Regions from separate parts of the Homo sapiens genome. Here region 2 is linked to region 1. Evidence: read pairs that join two places in POLR2A ChIA-PET (ENCODE). Cell type or tissue: GM12878. All regions are shown on one strand. Each heading gives the region's core, and the rest is flanking DNA. Links, peaks and the distances in the headings are about the cores only.

Region 1 (5,388 bases), core at 295-5,294:
GCCCAAAAACTAAAATATAGGATTAAAAATCTTTAGTTATATCTTCCTTTTTGTATACAATATTCAATGATAGATTTCCAGAATTCCATACAGTTCCTTGCTTTTGCTTCTTTTCCTACCAATAAAACAGATTCTAGACGGGCTTTAATTCAGAGAGTATCCACTTGAAGCTAAGAATTTCTTCTTTCTGGCTCACCTGATTTTTTATATCTTTATCTGAAGTGAATTGCTATATAAGACCTAATTTCCCATCACCAGCATTATCAGTAATTTTTCTAGTGTTCATTCATTTATATAAGAAAGATATGAAAAAGCAATAAAATATTCAAATAATTGCACAAATGCTGCTGAACAAAGACAGCAATGTTGCTGAAACTGGTTACAGGCAGGCAGCTCTCAGAATATTCCTTTGTCACGATTGCATGACAAAATCCAAAACCCTTGCATGAAAACATGTTTAGGATGTCATTAATATACAATGTGAAAGAGAAGGTTATATACACAGTCAGAAATTTGAACACGAAATCAATCACTTATATTGTGGAATTCAAAATCAAAACACTTCCTGCTGCCTCACTGTCAGTCATTTATAGCCTGGCATAAATTAGGTTGATGTGATAATCTCCTAATTATATCTAGCTGCATTCCTCAGTAAAGAAATGGCATTTTGATTGGAGTTGAGGGTAGAAGTTTGGGAAAGAAAGGCAAAGGGTATTTTGGAAGCTCAGGGGCTGATATGGTTTGGCTCTGTGTCCCCAAAGAGTGCTGTGGCTTCAGAGGGTTCAAGTCCCAAGACTTGGCAGCTTCCATGTGGTATTGAGCCTGCGAGTGCACAGAAGTCAAGAATTTGGGTTTGTGAATCTCCGCCTAGATTTCAGAAGATGTATGGAAATGCCTGGATGCCCAGACAGAAGTTTGCTGCAGGGGCAGGGCACTCATGGAGAACCTCTGCTAGGGCAGTGCAGAAGAGAAATGTGAGGTCAGAGCCCCCACATAGAGTCCCTACTGGGGCACTGCCTAGTGGAGCTGTGACAAGAGGGCCACCGACCTCCAGACCCCAGAATGGTAGATCCACCAACCGCTTACACTGTTGGCCTGGAAAAGCTGCAGACACTCAACACTAGCCTGTGAAAGCAGCCAGGAGGGAGGCTGTACCCTTCAAAGCCACAGGGGTGGAGCTGCCCAAGAACATGGGAACCCACCTCTTGCATCAGTGTGACCTGGATGTGAGACCTGGAGTCACAGAAGATCATTTCGGAGCTTTAAAATTTGACTGCCCTGCTGGATTTTGGACTTGCATGGGCCTTTGTAACCACTTTGTTTTGGCCAATTCCTCCCATTTGGAACTGCTGTATTTACCCAATACCTGTAACCCCATTGTATCTAAGAAGTAACTAGCTTGCTTTTGATTCTACAGGCTCATAGGCAGAAGAGATTTGCCTTGTCTCAGATGAGACTTTGGACTTTCGGGTTAATGCTGAAATGAGTTAAGACTTTGGGGGACTGCTGGGAAGGCATGATTGGTTTTGAAATGTGAGGACAGGATTGGTTTTGAAACGTGAGGACATGAGATTAGGAGGGGCCAGGGGCTGAATGATATGGTTTGGCTCTGTGTCCCCACCCGAATCTCATCTTGAATTGTACTCCCATAATTCCCATGTGTTGTGGGAAGGATCCAGTGGGAGATAATTTGAATCATGGGGGTGGTTTCCCCCAGACTGTTCTCGTGGTAGTAAATAAGCTTCAGGAGATCTGATGGTTTTATGGGGGGTTTCTGCTTTTGCTTCTCTCTCATTTTCTCTTGCCACCAACATGTAAGAAGTGCCTTTTGCTTCCCGCCATGATTCTGAGGCCTCCCCAGCCATGTGAACTTTAAATCCAATTAAACCTCTTTTTCTTCCAGAAAAAGTCTTCCAAACCTAGTCTCAAGTTTGTCTTTATCAGCAGAATGGAAGTGGACTAATAGAGGGGCATTTAAGGGAAGAGCAATTCCTTGACCAGGGTATTCTGGAAAGCCACAGAACAGGCATAGGAGGAACAGGCAGCCGGGAGGCAAGAGAAGGGTGGGAGAGAAGGAGGAGGGAAAACAGCTGAACTGAAGTTCAACTACTCTGTATTTTCTCAAATATGCCTGGTAACTCTAGTTTACTCACTTAATTCCATTCCTATATACATCAAATATTTAGCCAACATCAAATATTCAACAAATAGTAAGTGCCTATTCCATGCCAGATGCCACACAAGGCTATGGATACAAGATAAAAATTACATACCACCTGCCTTGGTGTGTAAATCCCCATATCTGGTGCCCTCATCCAGTCCCAGAGTGAGATGGAGCAGGGACACTTCTTAGGGGTCTGTGGGTCCCAAGCATAGAAATAATAGAAAATCCTGAGTTCCTTCAAGGGAATTTCCAGGTACCTAGGTCTCCCTGAGAAATAAATGAGCAACTAGATAAGCAAGAAGGTAATAGTAGCTTAAAACAATCTCCCAGGAAGTTAAAATAATACAATGTTTGGTTCTCTATAGAAAGTAAAGATAAAATCTTAACATATGTTCCTGAGTTGTTTTTCAGAAACCCAGACCCCCACCGAACAGCATGTAGACCTCAGATAGGAGGAACTGAGGACTGATCTCTGACCACTTCTCTTTGCTGTAAATTTCTTCCTGATGGTCCTGAAAGAAGTCACACCAGAAACCAGAGCTAACAATCTTTTCTGCTGACCCAGATCTTAAACAAAGCTTCCCTTCCTTAACCAATTGCAAAACAGAAAATCTTTTAATCTACCTATGACCTGCCCCCACTTCAAGATATCCCACCCTTTGTAGGCCAAACCAATGTGTAACCTCTGCATATTGATTTATGATTTTGTCTGTAACTTCTGCTTTCCTAAAACTTAACCATGCCTTTAAGAACTCGACTTGCAAGCCATTGAGGAGATCAGGTCTTTCAGCATAAGCTGCACTATTCTCCTTGCTTGGCACCCTGCAAATAAATGCCCTCCTTTCTTCCACTGCAAACCTCAGTGTGGATGTTTGGCCTTACCGTGCCAGGTGAGCAGGCCCCAGTTAGTTCAGTTCAATAACAAGAGGGGAGAATGTCCAGGAAGACTAAGGGAAGAATGTGAGATAAAGAAAGGAAGAAAATGATGTTTAATCCTCATTTTTAAGTAGAAATGGGAGTTTGCAACAACAACAAAAAAGTAGAATAGAGGGGTTCCAGCATGAGCAATGGCATGAAAACAGAATGGGGTAGGGAACCAAGCAGCTGGGTCTTGTTTGAGTTTAAGGTGTGCATTAGAGGTATGTGGGAGCTGATACCAAGAAAGGGTGTACTTATCCTGTAAGCAACGGGAAGCCATTAAGCAAAGAAAAGCCATTAAGCAAAAGGAGTGGAAGATCAGATCTTATTTCAGATAGCTTACTCTGCCAACAGTATCATAAAAAGTGAACTGAAACCCAAAGCCAAGGAAACCAGATAACAGGCTTTTGTAAGAGCCAATTCCTACATTGTCTCTGGCTTAAGGGCTTTTACATTTGTCACTATTACATTTTGTTTTATTTTATATACATATATATATTTTTTATTTTTTAGAGATGGGGATCTCACCATGCTGCTCAGGCTGGTCACAAACTCCTGGCTTCTAAAAATCTTCCCATCTCAGCCTCCTAAGTAGAACATTTTATTTAATTAGATGCTACTCATCTTTCTAGCGATTGCCTTCACCAGGTGACTGCAATTTATCCTCAAACAGGGACACTTTTTAAGATGGGATGCTAAAACAACAGACTTAAACTCAAATTCTCCCCCTCCTCAGCCCCTACCAAAGGGCTAATAGAATCTGCCCATCACTGGGGGTTGTTAGCATAACACATACTTGACCCTCAAAAAATGGCAACTGTTGCTTTTCTACTTAGTTTTTATTTTTTTAATTTGGAAAGCTAACAATAATAAATCACTTTTGTTATGGTCTGGGCTTATAAATTCCAGCACACTGCCTGGAAATGCGTTAGCTCAAGAGGGGGACAGTTTACTAATTTGTCAATCATCAGCCCACTAGTGCACTTTTATATACATATAAAATATACATATTATATATTATATTATATATATATATATATATATATATATATCGTGAGAGAGAGAGAAGGAGGGGAGAGAGAGAGAGAGAATATGACATGGAGAGAGAGAATTAAGGCACACTAATGTCTCCATCACCAAAATGGAGAGATCATTGGTTTTGTGAACTATCTCAGATTGGCTGCCCTCTGACATTAAGGATGCCTCTAGGCTGACCCTTCCAATAACTTCCAACTCTCAGTTTAACATATACTCAGAAAACACAAAATAATTTTAATATTATTCTTAAAAAAAATTAGGAAGCTATATATTCTTTAAAAAATATTGTAACATATTCCAAAGCCAAATATTGATGTCCACTAAAAGAGTTTACTAGTGTTTCTTTGAGCAACTTAGGTAAAAAAGAGTTAACTAAATATATCTAAAAAGAAATTTCTTGTTAGCTTCATGGATGATTCCCATACTGTCACCCTATCAATTGGCAGTATCTCCGTTTTCCTAAGCTACACACACTACTTCAGCTTTAATTAAAAGGCCCGTTGCCATAGTTTCTCGGCGAACAGCTCAAGGCATGCTTGAGTCCATTATTAACTGAAGTTTCTAGAGAAATTGTAATATAGCAGTAGCCAGCCAAAATTTCCCAATTTTATCTCCCACCCAGAACAGCTGATGATTCAGACATACAGCTAGGTAATCCAAATATTTCAAGAGAGTCTAAACAATTAAGAATGTATTTGGGATTCACTTTGGGATGCCCCACAACCGTTTTTAAAACAAGAGGCAGTCACACTCTAGATCAGTCTGAAATGCTCGCAACTGCCTGCTGCCTGCTGCGTGCAGCTCACTGCAGAGTGGGCAGTAGCAGGAATATACTATTTAATGTTCTTTTAATGATTCTTCAAAGTTGGTCAGTTAGTTATTTAAAACTTGTTAATGGTCTACTGCTTAATTACTTCTTAATGTGAAATTTCTACTCTTTGTAAACTCATCAGTAAATATGAAGTGATACATATTGTTTTCTTTAAAATCTGCAAGTAGTTCTTTAACCTCAATCTATTTTATGTACAGAAGTTGGAGACAAATGCAGAAAATATAAAGAATAATGAGATTGCCGGGCACGGTAGCTCACACCTGTAATCCCAGCACTTTGGGAGGCCAAAGTGGGCGGATCACGAGGTCAAGAGATCGAGACCATCCTGGCCAACATGGTGAAAACCCGTCTCTACTAAAATACAAAAATTAGCTGGGCATGGTGGTGCGTGCCTGTAGTCCCAGCTACTCAGGAGGCTGAGGCAGGAGAATTGCTT
Region 2 (5,388 bases), core at 57-5,056, 62 kb before region 1:
AATACCCTATGTAAACATGAATTCTACCCTCTGTGGGAAATGAAGGTCCTTTGTCATCTGCTTTAAGACCAAGAGATAAGAAACAATTGGCTAAATGTACTGCACAGCCCTACATAGAAATGAAATTATACTAAAAATAAGGACTAAAAGCTATGCCTTGGCAGACGATGGCTACTGTACTTTGATAATGATGTACAGATTTTTTAAAAAACTTTTGGTGGCTCTAGGTATGGATGCTAGAACTTTGGGGTACATATGGCTCTGATCTGAGGGGACCTATTTTGGGGAGTCTAGTCATACAAAAACAAGGCAAGGGTTTCTCAGATATATTGCAGACTTGACTTCCTAACAAACCTTCCTGCTGTACAGTAGCTAAAAATGCTGGATAAAATATTTTTAAATGAATCAGCAAAGGGGCAGGAAAATAAGAAAAATTCTTAGAGGCTAGAGCAATAGAAAAGCAAAAGCACAAATACAGAAATGTTAGGCTGATTCCCTCTCATCTAAAGTTTCACTTGACAAACAGGAGACAGAAGAGTAGGACGACCTGCTCAGGGGACAGAAGACAAAGCCAAAGGAGTCTCAGTGAAAAACACAAAAATAGAAACAAACAAATAAAGCCAGGGAAGCATGAACTAGGAAAACCAAAGAAAAATACCCTGAGATTGCAAGGACACTTGCCCATGTCAAGCTTGTGGCTGGACAGAGAAGAAAAAAAAAAAAAACTTCATAACCACAAGCTGATTCTCATGTGTATTTTATGGCCCAAGTTCACACAATCTATGCAGTATGAAAAACTCTGAAACTGAGATTTTATTTTTATTTATTTTTTTGAGACAGGGAATCGCTCTGTCACCAAGGCTGAAGTGCAGTGGTACAATCTCAGCCTCAACCTCCCAGGCTGAAACGAGCCTCCCACCTCAGCCTCCCGAGTAGCCGAGACTACAGGCAGGCGCCATCATGCCCAGTTAATTTTTTTGATTTTTAGTAGAGACGATGTCTTGTTATGTTGCCCAGGCTAGTCTTGAACTCCTGAGCTCAAGCAATCCACCTGCCTCGGCCTCCTAAAGTGCTGGGATTACAGGCATGAGCCACCCGCACCCAGCTGAGATTTTTTTTTTTAGATTTCCCTGGCAAAACTAACAGAATATCCACTCTAGAGAAATGTACTTTCAAGCCTAGCCTCTAAAATTACCACAGATAAAGTTCAGTCAAAAATGAGCTCGTGGTGAGACAGGACTAGCTGGATTTCCTAGGCCAACTAAGAATCCCTAAGCCTAGCTGGGAAGGTGACCACATCCACCTTTAAACACGGGGCTTGCAACTTAGCTCATACCCAACCAATCAGGTAGTAAAGAGAGCTCACTAAAATGCTAATTAGGCAAAAACAGGAGGTAAGGAAATAGCCAATCATCTATCGCCTGAGAGCACAAGGGGAGGGACAATGATCGGGATATAAACCCAGGCACTCGAGCCAGCAAAGGCAACCCCCTTTGGGTTCCCTCCCATTTTATGGGAGCCCTATTTTCACTCTATTAAATCTTGCAACTGCAAAAAAAAAAAAAAAAAAAAAAAGAGCTCATGGTAAAAAGTCACAAAGCAGCCAGGCACAGTGGCTCACGCCTGTAATCCCAGCATTTTGGGAGACCGAGGTGGGCAGATCACCTGAGGTCAGGCGTTCAAGATCAGCCTGGTCAATATGGTGAAACCCTGTCTCTACTAAAAATACAAAAATTAGCCGGGCATGGTGGCAGGCACCTGTAATCCCAGCTACTCGGGAGGCTGAGGCAGGAGAATCACTTGAACCCGGGAGGTAGAGGTTGCAGTGAGCCGAGATCATGCCATTACACTCCATCCTGGGCAACAAGAAAGTCACAAAGCATACAATGAAACAAGGCCCCACTGGTGAAACTATAGAAACAACAGACACAAATCCATAGGCAAAAACTTCAGGTATGTTAATTATCAGATATTACATATAAAATAAACATATTTTATATATTTAAATAAAGGGAAAAGAGTATCAAAAGTAGGAGTTAGGAATAAGAGACTGTCAAAAATACCAAGCAATGAAAATATAATAATATAAATTAAAATTCAGTGAACAAAGAATATGTATATATAAAGAACCCACTCAAATCAGTAAAAAACATACAAACAACCAAAGAAGAAAAATAGCAAATGAAATGGACAGACATTTTGCAGAAGAGAAAACATATATGGCTAATAAACATACAAAAAGATATAAACATATGAAAAAATGTGTGGGGCTCTTCCTCTTCCCCTAAGTGGCCTGAGGTAGTCTGTGAAAATGGTTCACTATTTACTTGACCCAGAGAACCACACAAAGTCATGCAAATCAAGAGGTTCAAATCTTCGTGTTCACTTTAAGAACACTCGTGAAACTGCCCAGGACACCAAGGGTATGCATATACGAAAAGCCACGAAGTATCTGAAAGATGTCACTTTACAGAAACAGTGTGTACCATTCCAACGTTACAATGCTGGAGTTGGCAGGTGTGCCCAGGCCAAGCAGTGAGGCCGGACACAAGGTCGGTGGCCCAAAAAGAGTGCTGAATTTTTGCTGCACATGCTTAAAAATGCAGAGAGTGATGCTGAACTTAAGGGCTTAGAGGTAGATTCTCTGGTCATTGAGCATATCCAAATAAACAAAGCACCTAAGACACACTGCTGGACCTACAGAGCTCATGGTTGGATTAACCCATACATGAGCTCTCTCTGCCACATCGAGATGATCCTTACTGAAAAGGAACAAATTGTTCCTAAACCAGAAGAGGGGGTTGCCTAGAAGAAAAAGATATCCCAGAAGAAACTGAAGAAACAAAAACTTACAGCACAGGAGTAAATTCAGCGTTAAAATAAATACAATTAAAAGTAAAAAAAAAAAAAAAAAAAGAAAAAGAAAAGAGGTGTGGCATCATTAACAATCAGGGTAAAGCAAATCAAGCCCACAATGGGGTTAACAGATTGCATGTATTCAACTGGAAAAAAAAATTAAGTCTAATATTACTATGTGTTGAAAAGAACGTGGCTCCTCATGCTCGCTTAGACGTGGCTGAGGAAAGTATAAATGGGTGCAGGTATTTTGAAAAAGAGTTTGGCATTATCTCCTGAAGTTGAACTTTCATGTATGTCCAGCGATTCTACTAAGAATTGATCCAGTAATTCCACTAAGCATATACACAAGAAAAACTGCACATGAACAGTAAGAGGCATGTACAAGAAAATGCACAGTGGCACTCATACAGTAAAGGCCTGAAAACAAATGTCCCACTTACAGGAGAGCAAATGAGCAAACTGTGGTATAGTCATACAAAAGTTGAAACAAATAAACTATAGTGAACAATATTATTAGCAATACTATTAGCAATAGCATATTAAGTGAAAAAAGGTAGTTTCAAATAATTACATAAAGTATGATAACATTTTTTATTAAGTTAAAAGTAACTAAAATTTTAAAATTAAAATTTTTTAAGCTAGGCGCAGTGGCTCATACCTGTAGTCACAGCTACTCAAGAGGATGAGGTGGAGGAATCACTTGAGCCCAGGAGTTTGAGGCTGCAGTGAGCTATGATGGCACCACTGCACTCTAGCCTGGGCAACAGAGTAAGACTCCACCTCTAAGAAAACAAATAAATAAAATAAAAAATTTAAACTTTTTAGGAATAAATAGACTAGCAATAAAACTCTGTGAACAGGGAAACAAGAGAATGATGAAATGTGTTTCAGAATGATGGTTATCTTGAGTAAGAACACTCAGGCCAATGGAAAAAGAGACCATATCATTAGACATAGGTTACTACCAAGATCTTAGCTTTTGTTTTGAGTGGGGGTGTATAGGTATTTATCAGATAGATAGAAAGATAGAGTAATTTAAAAATAAATAGGTATGGAAGTGCAGAATCTCTTCAATACACTGATTCCCCCCCCCCTTTTTTTTTTTTTCGGATATATACCCAGCAGTGGGAACTACTATATGCTAGATCATATAGTAGTTCTATTTTTAGTTTTTTGAGGAACCTCCATATTTTGTTTTCCACAATGGCTGTACTAAACTTACATTCCTACCAATGAGCATTCTCCTTTCCCTGAATACCTGCTAGCATCTGTTATTTTCTTTTTGATAACAGACATTTTAACCAGGGTGCGATGATATCCCATTGTAGTTTTAATTTGCATTTCCTTGACAATTAGTGATGTTGAGCATCTTTTCATATACCTGTTCGTCATTTGTATGTCTTCTTTAGGGAAATATCTATTTAGATCTTTTGCCCATTTTTTAATCAGATTATTTGTCTTTTTGCTCTTGAGTTGTTTGAGTTCCTCACATAATCTGGTTATTAATCACTTGTCAGATGAATAGCTGGCAAATATTTTTTTCCCATTCTGTGGGCTGTCTCTTCTCTTTGTTGATTGTTTCCTCTGAAGCTTTTTAGCTTGATGTGATCCCACTTGTCAATTTGCTTTGGTTTCCTGTGCTTTTGAGGTCTTACTGAAGAAATCTTTGCCTAGACCAATGTACTGAGGCATTTCAATAGCAAGATATGAAATCAACCTAAGTGTCCATCAATGGATGAAATTATAAGGAAATTGTGAGATATATATATATACACAAAGGAATATTATTCAGTCATAAAGAAGAATGAAATTCTGTCATTTACAGCAACATAGACGGAACTGGAAGGCATTATGTTAAGTGCAGTAAGCCAAGCACAAAGAGAAAAATATTGCCTGTTCTCACTCATGTTGGAGTTAAAATAGTGGATCTCATGAAGATAGAGAATTGAAAGGTGTTTACCAGAAGCTGGGAAGGTTGGGCGGAGAGGGGAGATGAAGAGAGGTTGGTTAATGAGCACAAAAATACACTCAGAAGGAACAAGATCTAGTGTTTGACAGCAATATAGGATAGCTGTGGTTAATACTTTATTGTATAGCTCTAAATAACTAGAAGAGGTTTGGAATGTCTCCCAGCACAAAAGAATGATAAATGTTTGAGGTGATGAATATCCCAATTGTGATCTGACCATTACACACTATGCTTGTATCAAAGCACCACATGTAAGCCAGCTTCAGTGGTGCATAACTATAGTCCTACTACTTGGGAGACTGAGGTGGGAGGATCACTAGAACCTAGGAATACAAGGCTGTAGTATACTTTACACCTGTGAATAACCACTGCACTCCAGCCTGGGCAACACAGAGAGACCCTGTCTCTTAAAAAACACAAAACAAAAAAACCATGTACCCCATAAATATGTACAACTATTAGTATCCATAAAAATTAAAAACAAAGTTGCCTCTGGTGGGTCACACCTGTAATCCCAACACTTTGGGAGGCCAGGGTGAGAGGATCACTTGAGCCCCGGA

What was found. ChIA-PET counts read pairs that join two places held together with the same protein. Peaks named below come from ENCODE experiments on the same cell type or tissue, not always from the same donor. Only the 100,000 strongest peaks of a DNase experiment are listed, where the experiment ranks them.
Region 2: POLR2A ChIA-PET joins it to region 1 with 5 read pairs; 3 of 35 experiments call an interaction of 5 or more read pairs at or near these places.

Annotation. Positions count from the first base shown.
Region 1 is chr6:56,930,456-56,935,843 of GRCh38, forward strand. All of the region lies in intron 2 of DST (dystonin), which reads right to left. Among named protein-coding and RNA genes, the nearest start is that of DST, 22 kb to the right of the region's middle. In GM12878, for the core only: no CTCF peak of the experiment used is centred there; no DNase peak of the experiment used is centred there.
Region 2 is chr6:56,868,880-56,874,267 of GRCh38, forward strand. The region is part of intron 3 of DST (dystonin); the gene reads right to left. It also overlaps the pseudogene RPL17P26. Among named protein-coding and RNA genes, the nearest start is that of DST-AS1, 28 kb to the left of the region's middle. In GM12878, for the core only: no CTCF peak of the experiment used is centred there; no DNase peak of the experiment used is centred there; H3K27ac peaks cover 1,116 bases.